2 separate regions of the Homo sapiens genome follow, and region 1 is linked to region 2. A link is an interaction called in ENCODE POLR2A ChIA-PET data of the cell type or tissue named here. Cell type or tissue: Caco-2. All regions are shown on one strand. Each heading gives the region's core, and the rest is flanking DNA. Links, peaks and the distances in the headings are about the cores only.

Region 1 (16,459 bases), core at 3,965-11,964, 50 kb after region 2:
AAATAACACAGGAATTACTATCCTCAATTGAGAGAAGGAAAAATTGAGGTCTAAGGAGGGTAAGAGTCTTCTCCAAGGTCAAAAGATGAGTCACAAGTGGAGCATTCTCTCATGGACTATATGTGGTCAATCACTCAAAGCTGAGGCCAGGCACAGTGGCTCATGCCTGCAATCCTAACACTTTGGGAGCTGAGGAGGGAGGATCACTTAAGTCCAGGAGTTTGAGACCAGCCTGGCCAACACAGCAAAACCCCGTATCTACAAAAAATACAAAAAATTAGCCAGGCATGGTGGCGCACTGCTGTAGTCCCACATGCTCAGGAGGCTGAGGTGGGAGAATCAATTGAGCCTGAGAGGTTGAGGCTGCAGTGAGCCATTATTGTGCTGCTGCTCTCCAGCCTGGGCAACAGAGTGAGACCTTGCCTCTCTCACAGACACAGACACAGACACACACACACACACACACACACACACACACACACAAAACAATAATCCAAAGCTGAAAGGAGGCCAGGATGGTTTTTTATACTTACTTTTTTCGTCTTTGTCTCTCCTTTAACCTGGAATGATAGATATCTACCACAGCCATCTTCAGAGCTACAAATAAATTCATACATATACTATATATACATATCATATATATATTATATAAATAAATAAAACCAAGACAAAAATAAATCTTTTACCCAAACTTTGAACCTCATATTGCTAATTACTCCACACTCACTAGTCTAGAAAACATAAAAATATTCCAGCATAAAGAATTTGTCTATCAATAAGTAAAGTTATTTTTCCGCTATTTATATATCTTATGGCATTACTCAGATTATAAATTCTGCTTTCTGCAGTCAGAAAAATGAATAAGATCATGTCCTTTGCCAGGACATGAATGGAGCTAGAGGCCATTATCCTTAGCAAACTAACACAGGAACAGAAAACCAAATACCACATGTTCTCACTTATAAGCGGGAGCTAAATGATGAGAACACACGGACACATAGAGGGGAACAACACACACTAGGGCCTATCAGAGGGTGGAGGGTGGGAGGAGGGAGAGGATCAGGAAAAATAACTAATGGGTACCAGGCTTAATACCTGGATGATGCAATAATCGGTATAACAAACCCTATGATACAAGTTTACCTATGCAATATACCTGCATATGTACCCCTGAATTTAAAATAAAAGTTAAAAAAAATTCTCCTTTCTATTAAACACCTTTTTTGGACATTGTTATGTAACTATTACTATATATAGTGAATATCTGATCTTTGGTAATACATGGGCTAGAAATTGCATCAGAGTACTCATAAGAATGAATATTGGGCTGGGCGTGGTGGTTCACACCTGTAATTCCAGCACTTTGGGAGGCTGAGACAGGCAAATCACCTGAGGTCAGGAGTTCAAGACCAGCCTGGCCAACACGGTGAAACCCCATCTCTATAAAAATACAAAAATTAGCTGGGCATGATAGCAGTTACCTGTAATCCCAGCTACTCGGGAGGCTGAGGTGGGAGAATCGTTCAAAGCCAGGAGGTGAGGTTGCAGTGAGCCGAGATCATGCCACTACACTCCAGCCTGGGGCAACAGAGCGAGACTCGTCTCAAAAAAAAAAAAAAAAAAAAAAAAGAATTAATGTTGGTTGGGCACAGTGGCTCACACCTGTAATCCCAGCACTTTGTAAGACTGAAATGGATGGATCACTTGAGGTCAGGAGTTCAAGATCAGCCTGGCCAATATGGTGAAACCATGTCTTTACTAAAAATACAAATATTGGCTGGGCGTGGTGGCAAGTGCCTGTAGTCCCAGCTACTCGGGAGGCTGAGGCAGGACAGTTGCTTGAACCTGGGAAGCAGAGGTTGCAGTGAGCCGAGATGGCACCACTACATTCCAGCCAGGGCATTGCTGCAAGACTCCGTCTCAAAAAAAAAAAAAAAAAAAAAAGAATAATGATTGTGGTCATAACTGCACAGGAGTAACAGACAATGTCAAGGCAAGACTAATGTGAATAAAGGTACAGTGTAGACATTTTCCCAGAGTAGGAGTTTTCAGTTGGGGAGCAGCAACTGTTTAGAGTGTAGAGTTTTGCATTCTGTAGTGAAAAGTTCCATCAAGTATCCTAACCAGTGTAAAAGCCCTGCTTGGTTTCCTGGGACCCAATCCTTTCCTGGCTTTAGTCTCATGTTAAAGACACAGGGAAGAAGGAGGAAAGAGGCTGTAAATAGTAAAAGTTTTATCAGTGTAATAGTTCTGGTTCTTTCTTTCCCTAGCCACTCTTTCCATCTTCAGAGTTCCAAAGATTCTGTTCTAATTCCTTTTTACCCCTCACCTTAGTCCTATAAATTCCTCTACTTCTATGGGTCCAAGTACCATCAAAATGCATAATTTCAAACTCGATATCTATTTTAAGCTCCAGTTCCTACTGCATATAATTTACTCACATGCCCTTCAGTTGCAAACTTATATTCTACCCCTTTCCTATCCTCTAAAACTCCTATATTGGATAACTGCATCAGAGTAAAGATAGCTATCCAAGACAGAACTCAATCTGGATTCTTCCTCCTTCTCCTCCATAGTCGATGAGTCTTAGCCACACTGCACTTAACGCTTACATCTCTCAAATTCATCCCTTCATCCCTAATCCTATTCCCTAGCTCAGGCATCTTGTCTCTCCTGTCATCTTCATGCTATCTTGTAGGAGAGGCATCATTACTCACTTATCGACTCCATTCTTGCCTTACTGTAACTCACCTCTTCCAAATGGTACTTGAAAAATATTTTAAAGCACAATGTAATGGTGTAATTCCCTTGCTTATAATTCTTCAGTGGCTTCCCATCCACGTACAGTTCAAACTCTTGCATGTTACACAAGACTATTTATTGTCTTGATTACGCCTACCTTTCGACTCATTTCTTTTTTTGAGATGGAGTCTCGCTCTGTTGCCCAGGCTGGAGTGCAGGGGCGCTTGGCTCACTGCAACCTCTGCCTCCCGGGTTCAAGGGATTCTCCTGCCTCAGTCTCCCAAGTAGCTGGGATTACAGGTGTGCGCCACCATGCCTGGCTAATTTTTGTATTTTTAGTAGAGACAGGGTTTCGCCATATTGGCCAGGCTGGTCTTAAACTCCTAACCTCAAGTAATCCACCCACTTTGGCCTCTCGAAGTGCTGGAATTACAGGCGTGAACTACTGCACCCGGCCCCATTCTTGTTTCCTATCACTCCCGCATATGCCCTATACACCATGCATACAAAACAAATGGCCCAAGATCACACAGCTGTTAAGTACACAGCAGGGATCCAAAAATAAGCAGTCTGGTTCCAGAGTATTAAGTAGGAAAAACACTGAAATTGTCTAAATGTTTACTTTCTCTGTGTTTATGCTATATTCTAAATCTGCCTTAATTGAAAATGAAATGTGTATTTTAAAAAACCTCGTAAGCGGCCAGGCGCAGTGGCTCATGCCTCTGATCCCAGCACTTTGGGAGGCCGAGGCAGGTGGGTCACAAGGTCAGGAGCTCAAGACCATCCTGGCTAACATGGTGAAACCCCATCTCTACTAAAAATATAAAAAATTAGCCTGGCATGGTGGCGGGCGCCTGTAGTCCCAGCTACTCAGGAGGCTGAGGCAGCAGAATGGCCTGAACCCGGGAGGCAGAGCTTGCAGTGAACCGAGATCACGCCACTGCACTCCAGCCTGGGCGACAGAGTGAGACTCCGTCTCAAAAAAACAAACAAACAAACAAACAAACAAACAAAAAAACAAACTTCAGAAGCAAAAAACTCCCACAGGTTTTTTTTTTTTTTTTAATAACCAGAAGACCTCTAGGGTTAAGAAATGAATGCCAGATAGTAACAACGCTAGAAGAAAATATGAGTAATGCAAAACTTGGCACTATGCTACATTAAACCTTTCTTCTCACTTATGGATCCTGAAAGCACCTTGAGATTGAATGATTGCAATAGAATCTGAAATTTTCTTAATAAGTTATCAATTAAGCTTTGTGTAAGTTGAGAGTTTGGTGTTTTTTGTTTTAATTACTGAATGTATTTGTGGAAGAGGCTCTATAGCACAATATAACCTGCCACGTGTCCTCTGAAAAACTAAAATACGTTATTCAAATGTTAGGTAATATAATTTATATTTTTCTACAGTCCAATCTTTAAGAATCTGATCTGCCAACTTGGTGTTTTGAACCACCTCGGGGAGCTGACACTTTCACAGGCTTCACCATCTTTTGTGTAGATGCTGCCTTAGCAGCAGCCATTGCGGTCTTTTCAGATGCTAGCTTAGCCTTTTTTGCTTCCTTAGCAGCCCTGCTAGCTTGTTTTCATTGAGCCTTTTTAACTTCATGTTTCTCATTCCTCTTGGCCACTATATTAGCAAGAGATGCACCAGTAATGGCCTTCTGGAATTTGACTGCTCAGCAGGTTCTTTTCTTTTGAATTTCTTCCAAGTGTCCCTTTTTTATGCTTTCTTCTGTAGAGGACCAGTTTATTTGCTAAGGATTCCTTAGAAAGGAATGCCCTTGGCCAGGCACAGTGGCTCACGCCTATAATCCCAGCACTTTGGGAGGCCGAGGCAGGTGGATCATGAGGTCAGGAATTCAAGACCAGCCTGGCCAACAAGGTGAAACCCTGTCTCTACTAAAAATACAAAAATTAGCCGGATGTGGTAGCAGGCGCCTGTAATCCCAGCTACTCAGGAGGCTGAGGCAGAGAATTGCTTGAACGCGGGAGGCGGAGATGGCAGTAAGCCGAGATCACGCCACTGCACTCCAGCCTGGGCAACAGAGCAAGACTCCAAAAAAAAAAAAAAAAAAAGAAAGAAAGAAAGTAATGCCCTCGCATTTTGCACTAAGGAACTAGAAAACCTTCCCATCGGTCCTGGCATAGCGCCTCTTGTGTCTGGGGTAGATCTTGTACCTGCTGAAACTGCATAGCTCAACTTTCAGGGCAGAAGCTCCAGAGGCTCAATGTTAGGTAATTTCTAATAACATACCAACCTTTGTAACAAAGAATTTGGCTACGTATTAGAATCAGTTCTTTCAGCCAGGCACGATGGCTCACGCCTCTAATCCCAGCACTTTGGGAGGCCGAGGTGGGTGGATCACCTGAGGTCAAGGAGTTCAAGACCAGCCTGGCCAACATGGTGAAACCCTGTCTCTACTAAAAAATACAAAAAATTAGCTGGGTGTGGTAGCGGACACCTGTAATCCCAGCTACTCAGGAGGCTGAGGCAGGAGAATCTCTTGAACCCAGAAGGCAGAGGTTGCAGTGAGCCGAGATCACACCACTGCACTCCAGCCTGGGCAACAAGAGTAAAACTCTGTCTCAAAAAAAAAAAAAAAAAAAAAAAAAAAATCAGTTATTTCAAGGTAGTAAGCTTCAATCCAAAATAGAGCCTAAAGCCTCTGGAATGCTGATTAACTCTGAAGAGTAATACAATCTCATTCCTCATCCAAAGAATGTGAGATCCAAGTTCCAGTTTAGCCCATGAGGGCAATAAGTCAACACATTATTTACATGTTCTACTACAGTAAGTTTTAAACTGTATGTTCAAATAAAATCTTATTTGGAACAGATAAGTCAGATCTGCTCTAGCTGAACCCCTTCTGCCTGTTCTAGCTCCAGCTGCCTTTCCCAGAAGTAGTCCCTGAAGGTGCCTCCATGGAACAACTGGAAGCCACACTTCTGCTGGAAGTAGATGTTAGGGTAGAAAAAAAGTGGGACCAATCAAGTAAAAGAACAGAATACGATGGCTCATTAGAATCAATAATTTCTTTTATTACATGAAAGCAAACAAAAATTGAGCAATGTACAATGCTGATGCACTGTTAATAACCCTGATAATAGAGATAAATTCTGATACCACATACTGACTCATTACTGTGCATCTCACTGCTACCTGCCCTTAAGATACTCTCTTTTTCTTTTCTCTCTCTCTCTACATGTTCTCATCTGAAGGATATTCTTAGACTGGAAAGTTCAATACCAAAATCTTACATGCTGGGCTATGAGCAGATGTCCTATATATATGTATGTAACTTCAATCACTGGGAGATGTCCAGGAGTACTTTATCCAGGTCATTCTCCCTTGGGTCTGAGATAAAAATAACCTAAGTCCTATCTGGATAATCTGAAGAAGGGAGGAAATGCAGTATTTTTAAAAGTTTAGGGTAAAAAAGAAAAATTAACTACCATGGATTCTTTTTGTTCATTTCTAACAAGTTCAAATATTTAAACATTGGTTTACTTTTCCTTATCCTGCCCACAAACTAAAAATAATTCAATACTGTCAGGTCCAAGATTTAAGGCAATAGTTTTCAAACTCTTTTTTTTTTTTAGGTAGCAGAACTCTTTCTACAAATGAAATATTTCTTGATTTATAGGGTTGCTACATATAAAAGTCCAGATATCATAGAATGCCTATACCTGTCACTGTTTTATAACACAGTTGCTGTGGAATGATGGGCTTTAGAATGTTATGCTGGTGGAGATGCACTTTACAAGCCTATGTGGTAGAAGTGGTGGGTAGAAACAAGGATAGGAAGTGCCTCTGACATACAGTATAACCAAATACAAGTTTTATAGTGGACTCTATCTCTTAAGAGAAAGGAAGGATTAGGAAGTCAACAGTTAAAGCCAGAAAGGGAAACAAATACAATAATGATAGCTAAAACACACTGAGTACTTACCATATTTCAGGATCTTTTTTTTTGAGATGGAGTCTCGCTCTGTCTCCCAGGCTGGAGTGCAGTGGCATGATCTCAGCTCACTGCAACCTCCACCTCCCAGGTTCAAGCCATTCTCCTGCCTCAGCCTCCCAAGTAACTGGGATTACAGGTGCACGCCACCATACCCAGCTAATTTTTGTATTTTTAGTAGAGATGGGGTTTTGCCACATTGGCCAGGGTGGTCTGCAACTCCTGACCTCAAGTGATCCACCGCCTTGGCCTCCCAAAGTGCTGGGAATACAGGTGTGAGCCATCGCGCCTGGCCATATTTCAAGATCTTTATAAGCCTTATCTCATTTATCTACTCAGTAAGATGAATTTAATAGGAAAGAAAATGTCTTGAAGAGCCAGTAAAATTACTGCTAATTTTAACAAAACATTTTTGTGATTTATTTTTTATTTTTGAGACAGTTTTGCTCTTGTCGCCCAGGCTGGAGTGCAACAGCGCAGTCTTGGCTCACTGCAACCTCTGTCTCCCAGGCTCAAGCAATTCTCCTGCCCCTGCCTCCCAAGTAGCTGGGATTACAGGTGCCCACCACCATGTCTGGCTAATTTTTGTATTTTTAGTAGAGACGGGGTTTCACCGTGTTGGCCAGGCTGATCTCAAACTCCTGACCTCAGGTGATCTGCCCGTCTCGGCCTCCCAAAGTGCTGGGATTACAGGCATGAGCCACTGCGCCAGGCCCATTTCTGCGATTTTTGTAAGATACAAGATGCCATGTTGTTTCCTGAGATTTGTGTAGGAGTGATTTAATTTTTAAAAAAGGCCAGGCATGGTGGCTCACACCTGTAATCCCAGCACTTTGAGAAACTGAGGTGGGCAGATGGGTTGAGCTTAGGAGTTCGAGACCAGCCTGGGCAACATAGTGAAACCCTGTCTCTACAAAAATGTACCAAAAATATAGCCAGACATGGTGGTATGTGCCTGTAGTCCCAGCTACTTGGGAGGCTGAGGTGGGAGGATTGCTATAGCCTGGGAGGCAGAGGCTGTGGTGAGCTAAGATTGCACCACTGCACTCCAACCTGGGCTACAGAGGGCGTCTCAAAAAAAAAAAAAAAGCCAAAAAACAAAAAAACCTGTAATCCCAGACTTTGGGAGGCTGAGGTGGGAGGATCGCTTGAGGCCAGGAGTTTTGAGACCAGCCTGGGTAACACATTGAGATTCTGTCTCTACAAAAATTTTTTTTATAAATTAGCCAAGTGTGGTGGCGTGTGCCTGTTGTCCTAGCTACTTGTGAGGCTAAGGCGGAAGGATCATTTGAGCCCAGGAATTCAAGGCTACAGTGAGCTAAAGATTGTACCACTGCATTCCATCCTGGGCAACAGAATGAGACTCTGTTTCTTTTAAAAAAAAAAGCCTCTGAATAAATACTGCTGATAATTGGTACTACAGTTTGATCACTTCAGTAGTTTAAACTTGTACAACTGGCTCTGGAGAACAAAAGGAAGAAAAGAAACACATAGGAGCAAATGGGAGGAGAACTGGAATTCTCCCAGATAAAAATTCATATTTGAAGCTATCTCTGAGCACACTCAGCAGCAACTGAATACAATATCTTAACTGTATGAATAACCTAGGGAGGACAACAGCACAGCAGGCAGAACAGAAATGAGAAGGCAGAATCTACAAGAATGAGAATCACTTGCTCACAGTCTACTTAAAGCAGCTGGAAGCTGCAGTATAAGCTAGCAAACAGAGAACCAGAGATCATTAAAAATAAACAAACAAACCAAAATCACCTGTAATTTGTCCATTGCTACAAGGCCCCTGAAATCTCAGCTTTGGGGGAAGCACAGTCTCCCTGTGATTACACTGGAGAATGATAAAGTTTCCAAACGGCTAGCCTTAAAATATTTCAAGAAGTGGGCAGAAGTCAGAGGCAGCTCCTTCCCACTGCAATGTATTTCTAACATTGTTCAAAATAGCTAACAACATGTTTCTGTTTTCTTGACAGAAGGCACTTACTGCTTGCTTGGCAAGAAAACCAACTCAGAGGCCTTAACTGCAGGGAGGCCAATCAAAATCCCTACTGCGACCAAACAAGTAGAAACCTGTGACACAGGTATTCCCCAGAAGCAACACTATTTAAGTCATTTCCCCCCAAGCTTTTGGCCAAGATGCACACAAACAATTTTGTGCAGGGAAGATCATGTGATCTAATGGCTAAAGTAAGCAACCAGGAAGCATTAGGCCAAGCTTATCCAACCTGTCGCTCGTGAGTCACATGCAGCCCAGGACGGCTTTGAATGCAGCGCAATACAAATTCGTAAACTTTTTTAAGACATTATGAGTTTGTTTGTTTTTTATTCCTTAGCTCATCAGCTATCGTTAATGTATTTTATGTGTGGCCCAGGACACTTCTTCTTCCAGTGTGGGCCAGGGAAGCCAAAAGATTGACACCCCTGGATTAGGCAAATTACTTAACTTCTTTGTCTGCTTCCCTGAATGTAAAACAGGAAAATATCTATTCCTCAGGAATGTGTTGAAGCTATAGAAGATAACAAATGTGAAACCTCACAAAAATGAAACAGCAACAAACATTCAAGGTTGAGCCTGAGCAACATAGTGAGACCCTGTCTCTACAAAAAAATTTTAAAAATTAGCCAGGTGTGATGGTGCACGCCTGGAGTCCCAGCTACTCAGGTAGCTGAGGTGGGAGGATAGTTTGAGCCCAGGAGGTTGAGGCTGCAGTGAGCCATGATTGTGCCACTGCACTCCAGCATGGGCAACAGGGCGTGACCCTGTCTCAAAAAAAAAAAAAAAAAATCAAGATTGTAAAGACAGCTAAGTATTGTACAGTATTAAGAACACAGACTTGGGGATGACTCTACCTCTTGCTGGCTGTATGATCTCAGGCAAGTTATCTAACCTTTCTATGCTTCAATGTCCTCATCCACAAAAATGAGGATAATAATAATATGCAACTCATAAGGTTTTGAGGATTAAATGACTTAATATATATGAAGAGCTTAGAATGGTAACTAATAGTAAATGCTATATGTATTAGCAATTATTACTGATAGTATTCATGTCTAAAATATCCTATGTATAAAACAGTGAAATCAGGCCGGGCACGGTGGCTCACGCCTGTAATCCCAGCACTTTGGGAGGCTGAGGCGGGTGGACCATGAGGTCAGGAGATCGAGACTATCCTGGCTAACATGGTGAAACCCCGTCTCTACTAAAAAATACAAAAAATTAGCCAGGCATGGTGGCGGGTGCCTGTAGTCCCAGCTACTCGGGAGGCTGAGGCAGGAGAATGGCGTGAACCCAGGAGGCGGAGCTTGCAGCGAGCCAAGATCGCGCCACTGCACTCCAGCCTAGGCGATAGAGCGAGACTCCGTCTCAAAAAAAATAAAAAAAAAAAACAGTGAAATCACTATAAGTGAAAGGAACTGCCAGTAGGTGAATATACAGAGACCAGGCTGGACCTCTGCTCTACTAATTGTTAAAGGATTTAAAGGCTAATAATATGTGCCAAAGAAATACAATTTGAAAAATACAGTGAAAGGTGAAGGGGTCCACAGATCCAAGCCTAGGAGAGAAAACTTTCTAAAATTACCTTTCCAGAACAGAGGGAGAAGAAATTGTGAACTGTACTAAGGTGCAACCCTGAGAAGTACTGGAAACACAGACCCAACACATAGGAGGAGCTCATCATATCTCTTGCTTGCCTGGGTTATGGGGCAACAATGACTTGGAAGACATTACAACCAGGACTTTAGGATCCTGAGAAACTCAGGGAAAGAGTACTCTAAAAATTTAGGAAGAATTTTTACAAATGAAAGGAGATGGGGAAAGAGATGGCAGCAAGAAGGAACTACACTAAGCATGTGCATTGAGATCTCACAACATACATGAGACAAGACAGTTCTAAGATATGAGTCTTCTCTCTCTCTCTTTCTGAACCAAACATTTCTGCTTATTTCAATAAAATATGAGTAAGTACCAATTAGGGATCACGGAACTTCCTTATTTTTCCTTGGATACTGCTTCACTTGCAGTATACATTTGAAATACATTCTGAAAGCCTTCTGGTATGGCTGCAATACAATTATCCCTCCATTGTGTCCCAGGTCTCTATAATGAACCATGCAAACCAAATTTATTAAACAAATTCCATGATTCAAGGCAAAAATCTTTGTGTGGGTGAGGAAAAGGTCTTGGTGGCATCAGCCAATATTCTGGATAGGTTCTAAATACAAAACCCAGCCAAACAGTCTGCAACCTTCCAGTAGTTCTAAATGAGGAACCATAAAAATAATGTTGTTAATGCTCAGTAATATTAAGAGCATAATGGTATAATGGAATGGTAACAACACAAATCTGAATTATGTACCATGTTTCATTAGAGACATTTACACTCTGACTAATCAGTGTCACCTCTTCTTTAATGGCAGAGGACATAAAGAAACAGCAAGCAAGATTCCAAGCACTTACTCATGATTATACCATGACTCAGAAGCAAGCCAGAGGCTGAATCAGTGTCCTGATTTCTACAAAATCTGTGCCCCTCTAACTGTTCCAGGTGTGCTTATAAAGCCCCTTTTCATTCCTTCCTGACTTTCCATGGGCTCCTAGTGCACTTCACTGAGTGTTCTGCGAGTGACAGCTCAGGGACAATATGCTCCTGGACATGGTCATGCTGCCACAGGAGCTGCTGTAAAGACTCAGAGCTGTAAACAAAATACCTCTCTGTGGCATGAGCAAGTCATTCCTTTGGTCTGTAGTGCTGACAAGCTTCTTTAAACTGTTATCATCTTTTTTATTTTTTAGAGGTGGGGGGTCTCACTTTGTTGTCTAGGCTGACCTTGAATTCCTGGGCTCAAGAAATCCTCCCACTTTGGCCTCCCAAAGTGTTAGGATTACAGGTGTGAGCCAACCATACCCAAATCTGAAGTGTTATCATCTTTTTAAAAGCATTCATTTAGGGCCGGACGCGGTGGCTAACCCCTGTAATCCCAGCACTTTGGGAGGCAGAGGTGGGCAGATCAGTTGAGGCCAAGAGTTTGAGACCAGCCTTGCAAACATGGCAAAACCCTCTCTCTACTAAAAATATAAAAATTAGCTGGGCATGGTGGCGCTAATCCCAGCTATGCCAGAGGCTGAGGCACGAGAATCGCTTGAGCCTGGGAGGCAGAAGTTGCAGTGAGCCAAGATCACGCTACTGCGCTCCCGCCTGGCTAACAAGGTGAGAGTCTGTCACAAAAAAAATAAAAAATAAAAGCACTCATCTAAACATCTTACAGTTTACTATGGGGCAGAGGGAAAGAATTATTATTTATGTTGTGTTAAAGCTAACTATGTATAAAGATTAATAACATAAGTTCCAGTTATAGCTCAAATGAAAATCAATAATTTACAGGGCTATAGAAACTTCAGGGAGAGTACAAATACCTAAAGTATGTTATGGGTTTGAAAAGCTAACTGAACTATAAATTGCTGATCAATCAGTTGCTTCTGTTTCTTTTTATCCCCACTTAATTACAAAAAGGACCCCAAGTGAACCAGAAGGAACTGCAAGTCCTACTCCCATGAAGAATGAAGAATGAAATTAAACACCGACCATTACTATAGTTTTCTTAATAATGTTGAGAAGTATGAATGAAGACCTTGGATTAGGCTCTAGAGAAGTGATTCACCAAGTCAAGCCATTATTAACATTATAGATGTTGACTTTAAAATTCTGTAAAAAATAAATATATAGGTAAAAATAAAAAGCAGGGAGGAGGAGGAGGAAAAACAATAATAATATTTTAAAAATTTGTTTTAAAGGTTTTTTTTTTTAGAGACAGGGTCTCACTGTGTTGCCCAGGCTGGTCTTGAACTCTCGGCCTCAAGTGATCAGCCAGCCTCGGCCTCCCAAAGTGCTAGGATTATAGGTGTGACCCACCATGCCCAGCCAAAAATTTGGTATTTTTGAGCAGAATCTAAAAGAATGATATTTATGAAGCTGCCCCTTTTGTGCAGAGTAGTCTGGCATTCTATAAGAAAGATACAAGCCAGAAAACAATACCATTTCAATTAAAGCTGGTGTCTATGAATGGCAGTCTGCATACTACCTTCAAAGGGAACACCACAAGAGGTGAGAAAAGATAACATGAGTCACTGGGATTGACGAGACTGACACGGAAGACTGAACAAATACAATGGATTTAGTTAATGCTAAAGTAGTTTGCTTTCAAGCTTTCCTCTTTTAGTTCAATCTGCGTCACTTTGACTTTCCTTAAAGTTGTGTGGGAGAAAAGGAGGAATAAAATGTTGCCAAAAAAAAAAAAAAAACCCCCCCAAAAAAAAACCCACCGCTCAAGAAATGTGTAGAGAAAAATTTCTTAAGGTAAAATTTTTAGGAAGACTATTTCTTTATCTTAGATCTGGTATAACAAATATCCAGGCAGCTCTTCTATGGAGAGAAAAGAATCAAGTTCCCCTTCTAGGGACAGTGTACCAGTCCATGCAATATGAAAACTTGATTTATAATTTAACAAGTATACTCTACTTGTCTTTCCTGCCTGGGATGTAAATTTAACAGAAATCATGAAGATGCTCTTTGGGAAATACAGATTCCAATAGAGAATTACTGATCTACTGTATCATATTCAATTCTGAACTAAAATTAAAAAAAAAGTATTGGGTATTATTATGTAGTATTAGTATATATTAGTATGTAGTTCACTGAAAATGGAAAGAAGGAAAAAAGGGACTCAAAGTCTAACTATCTACTCTTAACAGCTCTTTGGCATTCACCACATAAGTTTTAGGAAAAGAGTTAACATAAACCCTTAGAGGGCTAATCAAAGATTAGAATTCAGCAATGCTGGGGCAGGCGTGGTGGTTCACGCCTGTAATCCCAGCACTTTGGGAAGCTGAGGCGGGCAGATCACTTGAGGTTAGGAGTTGCAGACCAGCCTGGCCAACATGGCGAAACCCCATCTCTAATAAAAAAACAAAAATTAGCTGGGCATGGTGGCAAACACCTGTAATCCCAGCTACTTGGGAGGCTGAGGCAGGAGAATCCCTTGAACCTGGGAGACAGAGGTTGCAGTGAGCCAAGATCGCGCCACTGCACTCCAGCCTGTGTAACAGAGTGAGACTCCGTCTCAAAAACAAACATAAAAAAGAATCCAGCAGTGTTGAAAATTCAACAGTCCTGAGAAACAAGAAATTCCCCATTTGGGCCTAAAAACTCTTGAGGAATTTCCATTCTTTTTCCTTGCTAGGGGAAATTCCGGGTAACAAAATATAGTGAACATTTAGTGATAGCAGTTGCTAGTGAAGTCCCAAGAATTCAAACTGATTCCCTTCCTTCTAAGAATGCAAGTGAGGGCCATTTAACCAATTACCTTAGTGTAGATTTACCTCAGATAAAAGTAAAATCACACAGTCCAACAGATATTTCCTACTACTATTATATAATCAATATTTTTACCCTCATCACAAGTCTTATTCACTGTGGTCAAAATCCAACAACACAGTAAGTTCAGCAACTTAACCACTAGATTTCTGAATTCTATAAGGGCAGGGGACATGTTCTATTCATCCTTCAATTCCTAGCACCCAAGACAGTGTCATCACACAGTTGGCGCTCGATAAACATTTGACAAAATAAACTGTTACCATGTAAAATGTCCGAGTCATCTTCAACAAAATCAATGTCTCTCAAGTCCCATTCTGCATAATTGTCAAATTCCTGTTTAGGGGAACAAAAAAATCCCCACCCCAAACCCATCGGCTTTGATTAGTGTCTTTACAGCAGCCATGCTTTAGAAGTAAACAGAAAAAACACAAGCAAACAGTTGTTTAAAAAGTCTAAATATGGCAAAAGGCCACAATACTGGCACAGGTAATAGGAAGTCATGGGAAAAATCTAAGAGGCTTACAAGCAGTAGTGACAACAAAAAATTGGAATAGTTATGAGTTTAGGAATGAAGCTAAACATACTGCTCTAAAAACTAAAATTAGTCTGAGCTGGGCACAGTAGCATGCACCTATAATCCCAGCTACTCAGGAGATTTAGGTGGAAAAATCACTTGAGACCAGGAGTTCAAGACTGCCTGGGAAACAGAGCAAGAGCCTGTCTCTGAAATAAATAAATAAAGTCAATTCATTCTTTTTTTTTTTTTTTTGGAAACAGGGTCTTACTCTGTCACTCAGGCTGGAGTGCAGTGGTGTGATCTTGGCTCACTGCAGCCTCGAACCCCCAGGCTCAAGTGATCCTCTTGCCTCAGCCTCTCAAGCAGCTGGGTCTACAGGCATGTGCCATCACACTCAAGTTAATTTTTGGTTTCGGGTTTTTTTTGTTGTTGTTGTTGAAGAAACAGCGTTTTGCCATGTTGCCCAGGCTGGTCTCAAACTCCTGAGCTCAAGCAATCCGCCTGCCTCAGCCTCCCAAAGTGCTGGGATTTACAGGTGTAAGCTACCGCATTTGGCCAAACTATCTTTCAAGTTGTGAATTAGATGATAAATCAAGAGACTTGTGGCTACATTCACATGTCTTTTAATTCCATAGCTGAGCAAGGAACATATAGTTTTTATACACATTCATCATTCTTTATATACTTGTGGATATAGTACAGGAATCAGTAAACTACTATTCAGCCTACTGTCTGTTTTTGTACATAAAGTTTTACTGGAACACAGGCGTATTCATTTATTCTTATATTATCCCATGCTGCTTTAGCACAATAATGACAAAGTATAGTTACAATAGAAACTTTATAGCATACTAAACCTAAAATATTTACTATCTGGCCTTTAATAGAATAAGTTTGTCAACCCCTGATACAGTACAATCTTGAAAGCCCCTAGATGTACAATAAGAACCAGACTACAAGCCAGGTGCAGTGGCTCACGCCTGTAATCCTAGCACTTTGGGAGGCCGAGGCTGGTGGATTGCCTGAGGTCAGGAGTTTGAGACCAGCCTGGCCAACATGGTGAAACCCTATCTCTACTAAAAATACAAAAATTAGCCAGGCATGGTGGCAGGAACCTGTAGTCTCAGCTACTTGGGAGGCTGAGACAGGAGAATCGCTTGAACCCAGGAAGTGGAGGTTGCAATGGGCCAAGACCATGCCATTGCACTCCAGCCTGGGCAACAAGAGCAAAAACTCTGTCTCAAAAAAAAAAAAAAAGAACCAGACTATAGGAATTTCATACCTAAGGAAGTGGAAGCCAGCACTGATGCAACTTAAGAGGTGGGTTTGCTGGGGTTTTTTTGTTTTTTGGAGACAGGGTCTTACTCTGTTGTCTAGGGTGCAGTTTAGTGGAATGATCACCACTCGCTACAGCCTTAACCTCCCAGGCTCAAGTGATCCTCCCATATCAGCCTGCCAAGTAGTTGGGACTACAGGCATGCACCACCACACCCAGCTAATTTTTTATTTTTTGTAGAGACAGGGTCTCACTACGTTGCCCAGGCTAGTCTCGAACACCTGGACTCAAGCGATCCTCCATTCTCAGCTCCCAAAGTGCTGGGATTACAGGTGTAAGCCACTGAGCCTGGCCAGAAATAGGTTGTTTGTTTAAAGAATTTTTACTGTTCCATATGTGAAAATGTTTACAAATGAGAAAAGGCACTCAAACCTAAGAAAATGTGGCTGCCTAAAGGTCCTACAAATTATAGTGCCTTGAAAAATCTCCTTTTAGTGGTATGGAATCTATGGGTGAGACAGAAGGCTCATGAGAAACAAAAATGAATTTTTCCTACTTTGTGCTAAAAACACAT
Region 2 (16,459 bases), core at 3,762-11,761:
GCCGAAATTGCACCACTGCACTCCAGCCTGGGCAACAGAGCAAGACTCTGTCTCAAAAACTAAACACACACACACACACACACACACACACTATATATATATATATATATATATATATATATATATATATATATATATATATATAGTGTGTATATAGTGTGTATATATAGTGTATATATACATATATAGTACACATATACATAGTACATATATATATAGAGTGTGTGTGTGTGTGTGTGTGTGTGTGTGTGTGTGTGTGTATATATATATATATATATATATATGGGTTTTTTTTTTTTTTGGTCTGGCTTCTTTCACTCTGCATAACTTAGACATTCACCCATGACGCTGGGTTATCAACAGCTCACTTCTTAAGTACTCTGCTGTGTAGATACACCACACTCTGTTTATCCATTCACCTACTGATGAACCTGGGTTGTCTCTAGTTTAAAGGTATTGTGAGTACAGCTGCTATGAGCATCCACGTACAGGTCTTTGTGCGTACATATGCCTTCCTCTCTCAGTTCAATACCCAGGAGTGAAGGGCTGGGTCCTATGACACGTATGTTTAACATTTTAAAATGGTTTTTGAAAAAAAAAGTTTATAAATATACATATATATTTATTTATACATACATATATATATATATATATTGAGATGGAGTCTGGCTCTGTCACCCAGGCTGGAGTGCAGTGGCGCAATCTCAGCTCACTGCAACCTCCACCTCCCAGGTTCAAGAGATTCTCCTGCCTCAGCCTCCTGAGTAGCTGGGATTACAGGCGTGCACCACCACACGTTGCTATTTTTTGTACTTTAAGTAGAGACGGAGTTTTGCCACATTGGCCAGGCTGGTCTCAAACTCCTGACCTCAAGTGATCCACCCACCTTGGCCTCCCAAGGTGCTGGGATTACAGGCATGAGCCACTGTGCCTGGCTCCATTTACAACTATTTCTATCATTATAATGCAGGGGCTCTCAAACCTGAGCATGCCTCAGAATCCCCCAGAGGGCTGTGCGCACAGACTGCTGGACCTTTCCCCAGCTTCTGATTCCGTCCCTCCAGAGTGGGGCTGGAAGAGTTGCCTTTCTGAGGTGAGGCTGCGGGTCGGGGGCACGTCTGAGAACTGCTGCAGAGGTGAGTGCTGTGGCTCTGTCTGCATTCCCCCTGGAAGACTGAGGCACCAGGTGTACTGGTGCTAACAGACCACAAGTCCCTCCTGGACACTGCCCTTCTCTGAAGGGAGCTGCCTCCTCACTCGAGGCTAGGCCTCGCTTTGGGAGCCCACATCCCATGACTGGTTAATGCTATGGGAGTACACAGAGCAGTCCACAGGTGAAATCACAGCATGAGGAGGAACAAGGACGCAGTCACATAAGGAAACTGCGTGTGTGTGCATTGGATGTAAACTATGAACAGGGCAGAAACTCTGAGAACATCCTTTCCTACAGCAGAGCAGGGTCTCCTGCCACTTCCAAGTCTTCCCTGGCAGAATCCTACTGGTTTAAAAAGCAAAGTCACTGTGGTAATAAACACAAAATTAGGCCTTCAAGCTGCTGGGGATGACGCTCCTCATTGTGGAAAATCTGGAAGATGCTAATCAAATTTCCAAGTAGGTTATCTAGTTGTTGTCTAATTCAGAGAGGCTTGGCCATAGACACGGTGGCTTACGCCTATAATCCCAGCACTTTGGGAGGCCGAGGCGGGCAGATCACCTGAGACCAGCCTGGGCAACATGGTGAAACCCCGTCTCTACTAAAAATACAAAAATTAGCCAGGTGCAGTGGTGCATGCCTATAATCCCAGCTAGTAGGGAGGCTGAGCCAAGAGAATCGCTTGAACCCGGGAGGAAGAGGCTGCAGTGAGCTGAGATCGCGCCATTGCACTCCAGCCTGGGTGGCAGAGCGATGCATCCTCCCAAATTACGCTGTCTGGGAAGCCACTTGCCTTCCTGAGGCAAAGGAGCCCAGGTTCCCTGTAGAAGCCGGGCTGATTCCGTTAACTCGCATTTGCTGAGTGGCGCTAGGGTACTTGGTGCTGCAGGGAAAACAGATTGTGAGCCCTCGGGGCAGAATCCAAGTGAGACAGACACATTGCTCCCTCCCTGCTGCTGCCAGTCCATCTCTTTGCCAACAAACCTGCTTAAAATGCCAAAGCTGGTCCAAAGTTTCAGGAAAACAACTTCCGCCAGAGGGCACGTAGAGGGCACAGATGCTATAGATGCTTCTCTGACAAACACTCCTGACCCCCTTGACAGATTGGAAAATACATGGTTCAGAAAGGGTGAGAGATTTCAACTTGAGAAGTGAAACTAGGAAAAGATGGAAGGTGTCCGGATTTCTAGCTCAAGTCCACACACTGCTTCTCTGCGGTGACTAAATCGTGGCTGTGTTCTCATCACCTGCCTCGCGGCGCTCCACACCACCAGCCAGCGTCTGCCACACACGCGGGGGGGTGTGGATCTGCCTAAGAAGGTGTTTCAGTGCTACTTACAGAAAGGCTAAGCCCAGATGGGCCGAGCTGCTCCAGTTTCCCCTAGTGCCAGAACAGGGAACTACTGCCACATCCTGGTACACCATTTGGTGCACAAAACATCCCCCTGGCTGCAGAGGGTGGACCTCAGCAAGGAGCAGCCCCAGAGTAGGCACTACAAGAAGCCCTAGAGTCAGCCAGTTCTCAGATCAGATCAGTAGAACTGGATGGTAAAAAATAAAAAACCCATGGGTATTATATCACAGGTGCATGAAAATCTACTCAGTAAATGTGTCCTGGGAGACAGGGAAAGGAGATAGGGTAGCAGAGTTTGACCCGTATTTGAGGGATCACAAATTGCATGGTGCTCTCTGAGTGAACATGCCATCCCACTGCAGGACAATGGTCTCTGGGACGATGATGACCAGGAAGAATGCTTAAGAATGACCACATCACTGTCTATGGTGTTCAACTTGGCCTTCCCAAGATGCTCTGGCAATGGCACGTGCTTCTTGGAGGAAAAAATATTTTCCTGGCTTGGGGGATGGGGGTAGGGTAGAGTGAAAGACAGAAAGGAAGAGCTGTCCTAAACCAACCCCAGGGTTTTTTGGGTTTTTTTGTTTTCTTTTTTGCAGGGGGACGGGGGCGGGGGGGAGATGGAGTCTCTCTCTGTCACCCAGACTAGAGTGCAATGGCGCTATCTCGGCTCACTGCAACCTCCGCCTCCTGGGTTCAAATGACCCTCCTGCCTCAGCCTCCCGAGTAGCTGGGATTACAGGTGCATGCCACCATGCCCAGCTAATTTTTTGTATTTTTTAGTAGAAACAGAGTTTTGCCATGTTGCTCAGACTGGTCTTGAACTCCTGACCTCAGGTGATCCACCTGCCTTAGCCTCCCAAAGTGCTGGGATTACAGGCTTGAACCACTGAGCCCAGTCTGGTTTGTTCTTAACATCTTCTCAGAGACGATGCTGGTCTTTTTGGATAATAAGCATCGAACACTAAGTACTGAACAAAATACAAGATTAGTGTCTTCCCAGCGGGCCTCTAATCTCAGTAATGCATACACTAATATTAATAACACCTGATTGCTCCCTGCTCCACAGAGCTCCTGGGATGCGGGCATCAGCCTTGTAGCCTTGTGGTCAGCACTGGCATCCATACCTGGAGCAGTGGTACCTGACACTCAGAATTGCTACATGGGGTCATGGCCTAATCAGAGACAGCATCCATCCTAATGCCACGGAGGTTACTTTTCTTTAAAAAAAAAAAAAAAAAAAAAAGATGACAACCACCAGAATCAGCAGTTAACTGAAATTCTATCTACGGCTTTTCTTTTCATGTTCAGTCAACAGCAGAAAATGGCCACAACAGTGCTTCAGATGACTGTGTAAAATGCTCTCACTAAAATACTTTCAGTTTTAGGAATTTCAGAGGGCCAGAGTATATACTGGAGAGGCCTACACTGTTACCTTTTTATATTCAAAAAGCTTTTGTAATCACATTTTCTCCTTCTAATAAAGTAAATGTCTGTCTAGTTCTTTTTGTTTTGAGACCGAGTCTCACTCTGTTGCCCAGGCTAGAGTACAGTGGCACAATCTTAGGTCACTATAGCCTTGATCTCCCAGGCTCAAGAGATCTTGGGATTACAGGGGTGAGCCACCAGGTCCGGCCCACATTTCTGATTTAGTAATGAAAATGATAATCCTAGCACTTTGGGAGGCCAAGGTGGTTGTATCACTTTAGCTCAGGAGTTGGTGACCAGCCTGGGCAACATGGTGAAACCCCATTTCTACCCCAAAACTCAAAAAACAGCTAAGCCAACATGGTGAAACCCTGTCTCTACTAAAAATACAAAAATCAGCCAGGCATAGTGGTGTGCACCTGGAATCCCAGCTACCTGGGAGGCTGAGGCACTAGAATCGCTTGAACCCGGGAGGCGGAGGCTGCAGTGAGCCAAGATCGTGCCATTGCACTCCAGCCTGGTTAACAGAGCAAGACTCTGTCGCAAAATATAAAAACAAAAAAGTAAAATTTCAGCCAGGCACAGTGGCTCACAACTGTAATCACAGCATTTTGGGAGGCTGCGGCAGGAGGACTCCTTAAACCCAAGAGTTTAAGACCAGCCGGGGCAACGTAATGAGACCCTGTCTCTGCAAAAAAAATTTTAAAAATTAGCCGGGCATGGTTTCATGCGCCTATAATCCCAGCTACTCAGGAGGCCGAGATGAGGAGGTCACTTGAGTCTGGGAAGTCGAGGCTGCAGTGAGCCATGATTGTAGCACTCCAGCCAGGGTGACCCTGTCTCATATATACATATTAAAGTAAAATGAAGTAAAAGATATTCACAAATTGTTCTGTCACCTGGAAAGCTTTAGCAATTGTGGTAAAACATCTCAACATCTTCTACTTACTTTGGAGGAGGGATCGTTTTTGCTTTTCTCACTGTATTAATTAACTGATATCATAGGATAATACATGAGGATATGTACACGATGAGGATATGATGAGGATAAATACACATAAGATACATAAAGCCAAAGACTGAGAGTCACACTCCGGTTCAGCCACAGATAGTCCCTCAGTGTGACATGCAGCCACAGAGCAGCTGCCTATGTAGGTGTGACCAGGCCAGCCATCTCGATGTCCGCAGATGGACCAGCGCCTGTTCACACTGCATTTGCTGAGGCTAAGAGAAGCCGATCATTGGTTTTTGTTTTTGTTTGAGATGGTGTCTTGCTCTGTCACTCAGGCTGGAGTGCAGTGATGAGATCTCGGCTCACCGCAACCTCCACCTCCCGGGTTCAAGTGATTCTCCTGCCTCAGCCTCCCGAGTAGCTGGGATTACAGGCATACACCACCACACCTGGCTAATTTTTGTATTTTTAGTAGAGACAGGGTTTCACCATGTTGGCCAGGCTGGTCTCAAACTCCTGACCTCAGGTGATCTGCCCACCTTGGCCTCTCAAAGTGCTGCTGGGATTACAGGCATGGGCCACCACGCCCAGCCCCATCACTGTAAGATACTAGCCAGCTGCTGGGATATGCCACAGCCCAAGAAGGAGAGGGGCAGTACACTAGATAAGCAGGAAAAACCATGCCAGCATCGTGACACAAATGCAAAGATTTGAAGAAGTTCAGTTCCACGTGATCAATTCACAGATTCTCCATGTTGGAAACAGAAAGAGTAGAGATAGCAAGAAGAGACTATCAATAACTATAAAAGGTGGAAGGTCTGCATTTATCTTGGTACCATGGGGTAATCTGTTCACATCTGGAATTGAATTCTTGTATTTGGTCCTCACCCACCTTGGTGCTTAAATTACCTACCACTCATTTACACAACAGTCTTTCACTGAGTTTATATAATGCGGTCAACACCCTGCTGAGTGTTGTTCCAACTGCTGCAGAATGTATTCACCAGAGATGGCCACAGCATCTCCCATCTCACATGACATTCTTACAATGTAACCTTGTTTTTTGTTTTGTTTTTGACACAGGGTCTCCCTCTGTAGCCCAGGCTGGAGTGCAGTGGTATGATTTTGGCTCACTGCCACTTCCGCCTCCCAGGTTCAAGTGATCCTCCCACCTCAGCCTCCTCACGTTGCTGGAACCACAGGTGTGCGCCACCATGGCTAGCTAATGTTTGTATTTTTTATAGAGACAGGGTTTCCCCATGTTGCCCACGCTGGTCTCAAACTCCTGGGCTCAAGCAATCTACCTACCTCGGCCTCCCAAAGTGCTGGGATTACAGGCATAAGCCACTGTGGCCAGACCCTACAGTGTAATCTTGACACTCCTCCCATCCAACAGTGGGGCTGATGTCCCCTCATTTGAACCCTGAGAAACCTTTGTGATGGCTTCAACCAAAAGAATACACTAAAGGCTGGGCGTGGAGCTCATGCTTGTAATCCCAGCACTTTGGGAGGCTGAGGCAGGACGACCGCTTCAGCTCAGGAGTTCAAGGTTGTAGGGGGCTACGATGGCGCCACTGCACTCCAACCTAGGCGACAGAACGACGCTGTCTTTAAAGCAACAAACAAACAAAAAAATACAGTAGAAATGATGCTTCCGAGGCCAGAGCACAAACATGTCGCACACTGCTACCTTGTTCTCTTAGGACTTGCCCTTGGAACCCAGCTGCCATGCTGTGAGGAAGCCCAAACTAGCTCAACAGAGCTACCACACGGAGAGGCCATGGGTGTTTAGCTAACATCCCAACTGAGTCCCAGCTGATACCCAAGCTCAACCACTAGATATGTAAGTAGAGATACTTTATTATGATTATAGCTCCCAGCCATCAAGTCACCCCCAGGCTTTGAATCTCCTACCTAAGGCCTCGGACATTGTGAAGCAAAAGCAAGTTGCCCCTACTAGTGAGGTCCAAATTCCTGACCTACAGGAATCTGTGAGTACAATACAAATAGTCATTTTAGGCCAGGGGCAGTGGCTCAGGCCTGTAATTCCAGCACTTTAGGAGGCCGAAGTGGAAGGACTGCTTGAGCCCAGGAGTTCAAGACCAACTGAAGCAATGTGAGAAGACTCTCTCTCTACAAAAAAAAAAAAAAAAATTGCTGGGCATGGTGATGTGCACCTGTGGTCCCAGCTACATGGCAGGCAGAGGCAGAAGGATTGCTTGAGTCCAGAAGGTCAAAGGGGCAGGGAGCTGTGATTGCACCACTGCACTCCAGCCTGGGGAACAGAGCAAGTCTCTGTCTTAAAAAAAAAACAGGGACTTGTAAACAAGTTTTGTTTGATAAGCAAACAAAACAAATAGTTATTTTACAACGAGTTTTAGAGCTGTGTTATGCAGCAGTAGTAACTAGAGCAGGGATATACAGGTAACATAAGGCATAACCCTGTGCTAGGATTTTATCATCTAACAGAAATGACACAAGATACACATATAAAAACAACTGAATAACAGTAAGAGATGGACTACCATTGAGTGAACGAAACAACTGGTACAAAAAAACTGGTGATCAAAGCAAAGTAAAAACAGCCCATAGTACTGAAAACCTGAGTTGTTTCTTGGGGAGTTGTTTTATAGATTGTATACCATGCTTTTTCTCCTCCCATTCTTGCCTTTCAAGAGCCCCCTTGGCCAGGCACGGTGGCTCATGCCTATAATCCCAGCACTTTGGAAGGCCGAGGCAGGCAGATTGCCTGAGGTCAGGAGTTCATGACCAGCCTGGCCAACATGGTAAAACCCTGTCTCTACTAAAAAATACGAAAATTAGCCAGGCGTGGTGGTGGGCGCCTGTAATCCCAGCTACTTGGGAGGCTGAGGCAGGAGAATCACTTGAACCCAGGAGGTGGAGGTTGCAGTGAGCCGAGATTGCTCCATTGCACTCCAGCCTGGGTGATGAGAAACTCCATCTAAAAAAAAAAGAGCCTCCTGTTTTAGACTTGGAATGGGGGCTATTCTCCATTGGAATGGAGAATACAGCCCTTTTCTACAGCCCTCACCATTTAGCAAGTGTGATCCAAGCCCCAGCAGCATCAATACCACCTGGAGGCTTGAAAGAAATGCAGAACGCAGGCTCTATTCCAAGACCTACCGAATCGGCTCCAGCAGGTTAACAAGATCCCAGGTGATCTGTATACACAGTTTTTGAAAAGTGCAAACTGAAGATTAAACTCATTAAAAACTAACTTAATACAATGTGAAAATCTGCCTCATTCTGCCCCATCTGACCTGTGGCAGCACGTTCGGGCATCTGTCCCACATAAGCCACGTAAGCACTGCTCAGCCTCTCCCGGATCAGTATCATTCTGCTGTTGCAGTTCCCAGAGAATCAGAGGTAAATGGAGGTTAAGAAGCTTTCCCAGACTCTACATTGAAAATTAGTAGCCCCACTGGGACCAGAACCGTCCTTCCATGAGTTGTCTATTTGTGGCTCAGTCATACAATTGGACCACAATGGATCCATCCATTCAAAGTCTACCAAAATGTACATTTCACTGGCTGGGGCGGGGAGGGGGCGGGAAACTGCAGCAAGAAAGGAGTTAAGGAACATAAGGTCAGGTCGATGTGATTGTGCTTTACGTCTACAGTCTAGGGAGTAATCTCTAAGAATCCTAAACTGTTGGTGGTACAAGATGGTCTTCGGGTGTGAAATATCCAATAAAAAGCTCGCAAAAGTCCACAGCTGTATTTAAACTTGTTTAATGATAACTGGAAACCAATTTGAGCAATGGCTTATATAAATAACATTTTAAAGTCTTCCAGGACTAAGTGGTAAAAATTAAATGTGAATCATATGTGCTTGGTTAAATGATAAACTGTTATTTATGTAACTCAGAACATCTAGAGGCAAAGTGCTTAAAAAAATCACTAATCAGCAATAAAACCCAGGTAGGTGTGAGTTTGCCTCAAAACTGTCAAAGTTACTACTGCCCTCTGAGAAGCAAGACCATGACATCTCAGAAAATGCAGGTCTTTTCATAAATAAGATTTCAGTCCTTACAAGCTCATTACTACTTTAAGGGAAGATAAAGAACAGAATTTATAAATTAGAATAAAGTTCACAGGACTAACAGCTCAGTAGTTAATAATCACCCTTTGATCATCTTTGATGTCTCATCAGACATATCAAAATCCTTAAAGCTCCAGCGGAGAGTTTCAACCTTCACCCTATGAGGACTTCCTTACCATATACCTGGCCCAATTCCACATCTTTTAGTGATTTTATACCAAATTAACTTCACTTATAATGTACTAATAAATTAATTTCCCATTTTTCTTTACAAATCAAAGGCACCTATAATTACCACGCTAGAGTTTCCGAGCAGGGTGAGGTAAACAGCTGAGTCTTCTGCTTCAGCGGGATGGAGGCAACTGGCGAAGGCCATGCCCGCTCCCATGCTGAGAGCAGTCCGACTGCACTGTGAGGGCAACTGGGTGTCTGTGCCATCCTACAGCAAAGGGAGGGATGAAGTTTTCAGCTGAACGAGAGGGGTCCCAAGGCAGAGGATCCTGAAGTTATTCCCTTGGCTTTAACTGAAAAAATACTGTCTGGAAACACAATATGACAATGTAATAGTTCCCTTTAGAAGACTACATTACTAATTAGTAAAACATTTCTAGGCTGGGCATGGTGGCTCACGCCTGTAATCCTAGCACTTTGGGAGGCCGAGGTGAGTGGATCACCTGAGGTCAGGAGTTTGAGACCAGCCCGGCCAACATGGTGAAACCCCGTCTCTACTAAAAATATAAAAATTAGCCAGGTGTGGTGGTGGGCACCTATAATCCCAGCTACTCGGGAGGCTGAGGCAGGAGAATCGCTTGAACCCGGGGGGATGGAGGTTGCAGTGAGCCGAGATCGCGCCAGTTCACTCCAGCCTGCGTGAAAGAGCGAAACTCTGTCTCAAAAAACAAAAAACAAACAAACAAACAAAAACACTTCTAGAGGGTCGGGTGTGGTGGCTCACACCTGTAATCCCAGTACTTTGGGAGGCCAAGGCAGGAGGATTGCTTGAGCCCAGGAGTTCGAGGCTGCAGTGAGCCAGGATCATGCCACTGTACTCCAGACTGAGCCAAACAGTGAGACCCCATCTCTTAAAATAAAAAAATTTAAAAAATAAAAAAAAGAAAGTTTGCCAACTGATATGGTTAGGCTCTGTGTCCCCACTCAAATCTCACCTTGAATTGTAATTCCCATAATCCCCACGTGTCAAGGGCAGGACCAGGTGGGGGCGGTTTCCCCCATGCTGTTCTGGTGATTTTGAGTGAGTTGCATGAGACCTGATGGTTTTATAAGCGTCTGGCATTTCCCCTGCCTGCACTGACTGTAAGTTTCCTGAGGCCTCCCCAGCAATGTGGAACAGCGAGTCAATTAAACCTCTTTCCTTTATAAATTACCCAGTCTCAGGCAGTTCTTCATAGCAGCGTGAGAATGGGCTACTACACCAATCCTTGGTTGAAATTAGTAAGTTATAAAACCATCACAGCATAGTAGACGCATTCTTCAAAGTGTGCTCCCAAGGAGTCCTACACGAGAATCACCTGGGCTGCCTGTTAGAATGCAGACTCCTAGACCCCACCCCAGACCTAATTAATCAGAATTTCTGGAAGTGAAGGCCTGGGAATTCACATTTCTAGTAAGTACCTTTTTAGAAGGAATCTAAAAATATTATTAAGAGTAATCTGATATTGTGGAAAAAATATCTCCTGTACTTTCTAGGAGGATAAATGGAATAAGAAACTCCGTAAGTGTAATTTTTGTAAAAAAAAAAAAAACTGATTACTTTCATATAATACAGTAGTCATTTGGATTTAAGATACAATCTAGGCCGGGTGCGGTGGCTCACGCCTGTAATCCCAGCACTTTGGGAGGCCGAGGCAGGTGGATCACGAGGTCAGGAGATCGAGACCATCCTGGCTAACACGGTGAAACCCCGTCTCTACTAAAAATACAAAAAATTAGCCAGGTGTGGTGGCGGGCACCTGTAGTCCCAGCTACTGGGGAGGCTGAGGCAGGAGAATGGCGTGAACCGGGGAGGCGGAGCTTGCAGTGAGCAGAGACTGCGCCACTGCACTCCAGCCTGGGCGACAGAGCGAGACTCTGTCTCAAAAAAAAAAAAAAAAAAAAAAAAAAAAAAGATACAATCTAGTACACAAAACAAGTTCTACTCCATTTCCATTTTGGATCACCTTTGGCTGAAAGTTTACACCAAGTAATTGAAGCTCTGTAAAACACTAAATACTTCTCCAATTTTTGTTAACAAGAAACATCATGTGACAAAAAGGAAAAAAAAGAAATATCATGTGAAATGTGAAATGCTCTAAGAGTTCCATCCCCTAAACATAGAACATATGTGACAGTACAAAATAAAGGCTAGTAAAGATTTCTGTCCTTTTTTTTTTTTTTGAGACAGGGTCTTGCTCTGTCACCCAGGCTGGAGTGCAGTGGTGCAATCTAGGCTCACTGCAGCCTCAACCTCTGGGACTCAAGCGATCCTCCCACCTCTGCCTCCTGAGTAGCTGGGGCTACAGGGGTGCGCCACCATGCCTGGCTAATTTTTTGTAGAGACAGGGTTTTGCCACGTTGCCCAGGCTGGCCTTGAATTCCCGGGCTCAAGTGATACTCTGGCTGGCCTCAGCTTCCCAAAGTGCTGGGATTGTAGGCATGGGCCACCATGCTTAGTCTTGTCTTGTCTTTTTTTTTTTTTTTGAGCAAGAATCCTGGAGCACAGTGGCACAATCATGGCTTACTGCAGCCTCGACCTCCTGAGCTCAAGCAGTCCTTCCACCTCAGCTTCCCAAGTAGCTGTAACGATAGCCATGAGCCACCACATCCGGTTAATTTGTGTTTTTTGTAGAGACAGGGTTTTGCCATGTTGCCCAGGCTGGACTCGAACTCCTGGGCTCAAGCCATCCACCTCCCTAGGCCTCCCAAAGTGCTGGGATTACAGGCATGAGCCACCACACCAGGCCTCTATGTCCTTTTGACATTCATCAAAAAAGCAGTTTGAAGGCAGGGCGCGGTAGCGCATGCCTGTAATCCCAGCACTCTGGGAGGCCAAGGCAGGTGGATCACTTGAGGTCAGGGGTTTGACCAGCCTGGCCAACACAGTGAAACCCCATCTCTATTAAAAATACAAAAATTAGCTGGGCATGGTGGCATGTGCCCGTAATCCCAGCTACTCAGGAGGCTGAGGTAAGAGAATCACTTGAACCTGGAGGGCGGAGGTTGCAGTGAGCTGAGATTGTGCCACTGAACTCCAGCCTGGGGAAGAGACTCTGTCTTTAAAAAAAAAAAATGCAGTTTGAAGTAAAATTGATATTTAAATAGAGTTGGAAGGAAATGTACCAAATTCATGGGAGTGGTTGTCTCAGTGGGAAGGGAAGAGAAATGGCCCAAGGAAGCTCTGACTTGATAATACTTAATTTCTAAGCATTATAAAAGATAAAGTATGAGCAATGATTTTTGAATGGTGAGTTATGATGCTGGTTAATTTGCTTTCAATAATTTTCTTTTCTTTTTTTTTTTTTTTTTTTGAGACAGAGTCTTACTCTGTTGCCCAGGCTGGAGTGCAGTGGCTCAATCTCTGCTCACTGCAACTGCCTCGTCCTGGGTTCAAGCAATTCTCCTGCCTCAGTCTCCCAAGTAGCTGAGATTACAGGTGCATGCCACCACACCCGGCTAATTTTTTGTTTGTTTGAGATGGAATCTCGCTCTTTCACTCAAGCTGGATTGCAGTGGTATGATCTTGGCTCACTTGAACCTCCGCCTCCCAGGTTCAAGCAATTCTCTGTCTCAGCCTCTGGAGTAGCTGGGATTACAGGGGCCCACGACCACTCCCGGCTAATTTTTGTATTTTCAGTAGAGACGGGGTTTCACTATGTTGGTCAGGCTGGTTTCGAACTCCGGACCTCATGATCCACCCGCCTCAGCCTCCCAAAGTGCTGGGATTACAGGCATGAGCTACCGTGCCCGGCCTAACACCCGGCTAATTTTTACATTTTTATAAGAGATGGGGTTTCACCATGTTGGTCAGGCTAGTCTCGATTGAACTTTTGACCTCAAGTGATCCACCTGCCTCAGCCTCCCAAAGTGCTGGGATTATAGGCGTGAGCCACTGTGCCCAGCATAATTTTCTATATGATTTCAATTTCTAAAAGTAAAAAATATTTTTAATAGAAGAAAATTAACAACACATAGTTGTCGGTCCAAGCCCCCTCTCCACTTCTGGCCTGAGCCTGCCAGTGCTCTTTATATAGGAGCCAGGATAACACCAAAGATTTATAATGATGACATGAAGTGTGTCTTCATTATAAATGTTTTGTGTTTTATAATGAAACACAAAGATTTAAAAGATTTAGTTAAATCTAAGATTTAGATTTTAGCTAAATTGGCAAAATTCTTCATTATAAATCTCCAAATTTGTATGTAATTTGTATGTTGACAGTACTTCCAGATTTTATTTTTACAAGTGCTTCCTTAAAACTTAAAGCAGGCTGGGCGCGGTGGCTCATGCCTGTAATCCCAGCACTTTGGGGGTCCGAGGCAGGTGGATCACGAGGTCATGAGATCGAGACCAGCCTGACCAACATGGTGAAACCCTGTCTCTACTAAAAATAGAAAAATTAGCTGGGCGTGGTGGCATGCGCCTGTAATCCCAGCTACTCGGGAGGCTGAGGCAGGAGAATTGCTTGAACCTGGGAAGCGGAGGTTGCAGTGAGCCGAGATCGCGCCACTGCACTCCAGCCTGGTGATGGAGCAAGACTCCGTCTCAAAAAAAAAACAAAAAAACAAAAAAAACAAAACTTAAAGCAAGTTCACCTACTGGTCACTTTCCCAGGCAGGGAAGGCTGGTGCTTTGAAGGCGCTCTCTGCCACATAATGTTTACTAGTCAACAGAAGCAGCATGCTCTAGTTAGGGAGTTTTCTCATATGTACCCACACACTCAAAGACATAGGAGTCAAAACAAACAAACAAACAAACAAAAAAACTTGCCCTAGGTCATTGATGCTGAAACTGTTCTGGGACAAAGACAGAAGTAAACCCAGCAGTTGCATATGAACTTCAAAAGAACCTTCTCGTCCACTGAGGTTTCAACATGGCATGGGGTGTGAAAAGCTGACCCAACCGGACCTCTGGTTGCTCTAGGTTGGTGCAAGAACAGAATGGGACGTGCCCAGGTGAGCTGGGTGGGCTGCACATGAAAGGGCATGGCTGTGATCTCAGCCCTAGGCCTCCTCCCTCGCCCAGGCTGAGGCTGCCCCTGCCCTGCAACAGGTGGAAAATGGAGCTCCTTTGTGAAAGCTGCCCGCTGGAAGGCCGAAGGGGTGACAAAGAACACGACAGGGCTCCTCCCCCATCACTCAGATCAACAGGTTCTCATACTAACGACTTCTTACTCCTCCTCCTTTGGGTGTCTTTTCCTGAAAACTTCTAATTTATCCGCATGTGGTTTCTAAAATTATCATTATTTTAGAGAATCTGAAAAAAAATCTTTACTATAATGAGCAAAAAAGTCTTTGTGACTTATGTAAATAAAGACTGAAAATAGAGTGATTTAGCTATTTTCCAAGATGCTTTAGAGAAGAAATAAAAAGGATCTACAAATCTCAGTCTTTGTGCTAGTGTTCTTCCATCATCCCTCCAGCTAAAAAGGATTCCCCTGAGGTATTTTGTAAACCTACAGAATTGCGTAACATTCTGCTCTAAGGGCAGAAACACAGCACATAATACTAGGCACATGGTAAGTACTCAATGAACACCTGAATTTAACGGCTGCCCTCAGGTGAACTGCCCACCTCTCCCCACACCCTCCCTCCTGCTCCTTCTCTTTCTCACATTCTCTCACTCTCTCTCACACACACACTTCAAATCCAGCTGGCAAAACTAAACACGGGCAATCAAAGTGAGCCTGGTAACTGTCTGTTCACAAAGCAGGAATTCAAGCTGGATGTGGCACATGCTGCAGTCCCAGCTTTTAGGAGGCTGAGGTGGGAGGATCCCTTGAGCCCAGCAGTTCAAGGCCAGCCTGAGCCACACTGCTAGACTCCATCTCTTACAAAGAAAATGAACAAAAACGACAAAAACTCTGCTCTAAGCTACTTCTACTTTCTCAGGCAAAGGAAAATTTGGAGAAAAATACATTTAAAAGATTTAAAGGCTGGGTGCGGTGGCTCACGCCTGTAATCCCAGCATTTTGGGAGGCCGAGGCGGGCGGATCACGAGGTCAGGAGATTAAGACCATTCTGACTAACATGGTGAAACCCCGTCTCTACTAAAAATACAAAAAATTAGCCGGGCATGGTGACGGGCACCTGTGGTCCCAGCTACTAGGGAGGCTGAGGCAGGAGAATGGCATGAACCTGGGAGGCGGAGCTTGCAGTGAGCCGAGATCGCGCCACTGCACTCCAGCCTGGGCGACAGAGTGAGACTCTGTCTCAAAAAAAAAAAAAAAAAGTTTAAAAGAGTCATTGATTCCTGTAGCACAGAGTCTGTGGTTACTTTGGAATTGCCAAGAAGTATGAGTTAGGGTCTGTGCACAGTGCCTCTTAAGGAGTCTCATCCTCAGAGGGTACTTTAACAAGGATAGGCCTGGGTTCCTGCACACTACACTGTCCTACACATTTAGGGCTGGGCACAATGGAAGCATTCACCAGAGGCAGGATTCATTCAAGAGCCTTAAAAAACATCTAGGTACTAGCCACTTATTTTTAGTACTTCATTTTGCATATTTAAAATTTCCTGTAACTACTCATCTGTTCCAAAAAAAAAAAAAAAAGATTGATGAAAGGATTCCATTAGATATTTGTCAACCAAACACAGTGGGAAAACCATTTCTGGTATTTGGGTGGTTAGTCCAAACCATATAACTAAATAAAAATACGCTAGCACATGACAGGCCAGGGATCGGACTACCCAGGGACCTTTATTCATTCATTCAGAAAATATTCAAGCATAATTGTGGTTAAACAGCAAATACAGTGACTTACAAACTCAAGGCTGACACCACTGAAGGAATGTAAATTGGTACAACCACTTTGGAAACCAGGTATCAACTAGTAAAGCTGAAGGTATGCACACCTGACTCAGGGCTGTTCATAATTGCCCCAGACCAGAAACAACCCAGATGTCCATCAACAGTGGAAAGGTAATTTGTGGTATGTTCATAAGACAAAAATGTACTAACTGGGCTGGGTGTGGTGGCTCACACCTGTAATCCCAGCACTTTGGGAGGCCCAGGCAGGAGGATCCCTTGAGCCCAGGAGTTCAAGACCAGCCTGGGCAATATAGTGAGACCTTGTCTCTAAAAAAATTAAAACACAAAAACTACAGGCATAGGCAACGATATGGATAAATCTTTTAAAATAGCATGCTGCAGAAATTTAAAAAATTATATATGTGCGTGTGTATATACATACATACACACACACATACATACACATACACACACACACACACGATGCCGGCCAGAAGGAAGGATTCACAAGAGTATCTACTTTTAGTTTGCACTGAGGTTAAAAA

The links. Peaks named below come from ENCODE experiments on the same cell type or tissue, not always from the same donor. Only the 100,000 strongest peaks of a DNase experiment are listed, where the experiment ranks them.
Region 1: POLR2A ChIA-PET joins it to region 2 with 8 read pairs; 5 of 35 experiments call an interaction of 5 or more read pairs at or near these places.

What each region holds. Positions count from the first base shown.
Region 1 is chr17:37,442,662-37,459,120 of GRCh38, reverse strand. TADA2A (transcriptional adaptor 2A) reads right to left here. Exons shown (of 16, transcript NM_001166105.3): 8 at 14,353-14,425; 9 at 534-597. It also overlaps the pseudogene LOC100419621. Among named protein-coding and RNA genes, the nearest start is that of DUSP14, 39 kb to the left of the region's middle. RefSeq lists a silencer at 29-229 and enhancers at 3,131-3,632, 4,149-4,726. In Caco-2, for the core only: no CTCF peak of the experiment used is centred there; no DNase peak of the experiment used is centred there.
Region 2 is chr17:37,492,930-37,509,388 of GRCh38, reverse strand. The region is part of intron 1 of DUSP14 (dual specificity phosphatase 14); the gene reads right to left. Among named protein-coding and RNA genes, the nearest start is that of DUSP14, 11 kb to the right of the region's middle. RefSeq lists enhancers at 1,376-1,876, 1,877-2,377. In Caco-2, for the core only: no CTCF peak of the experiment used is centred there; a DNase peak (open chromatin) is centred at 7,118.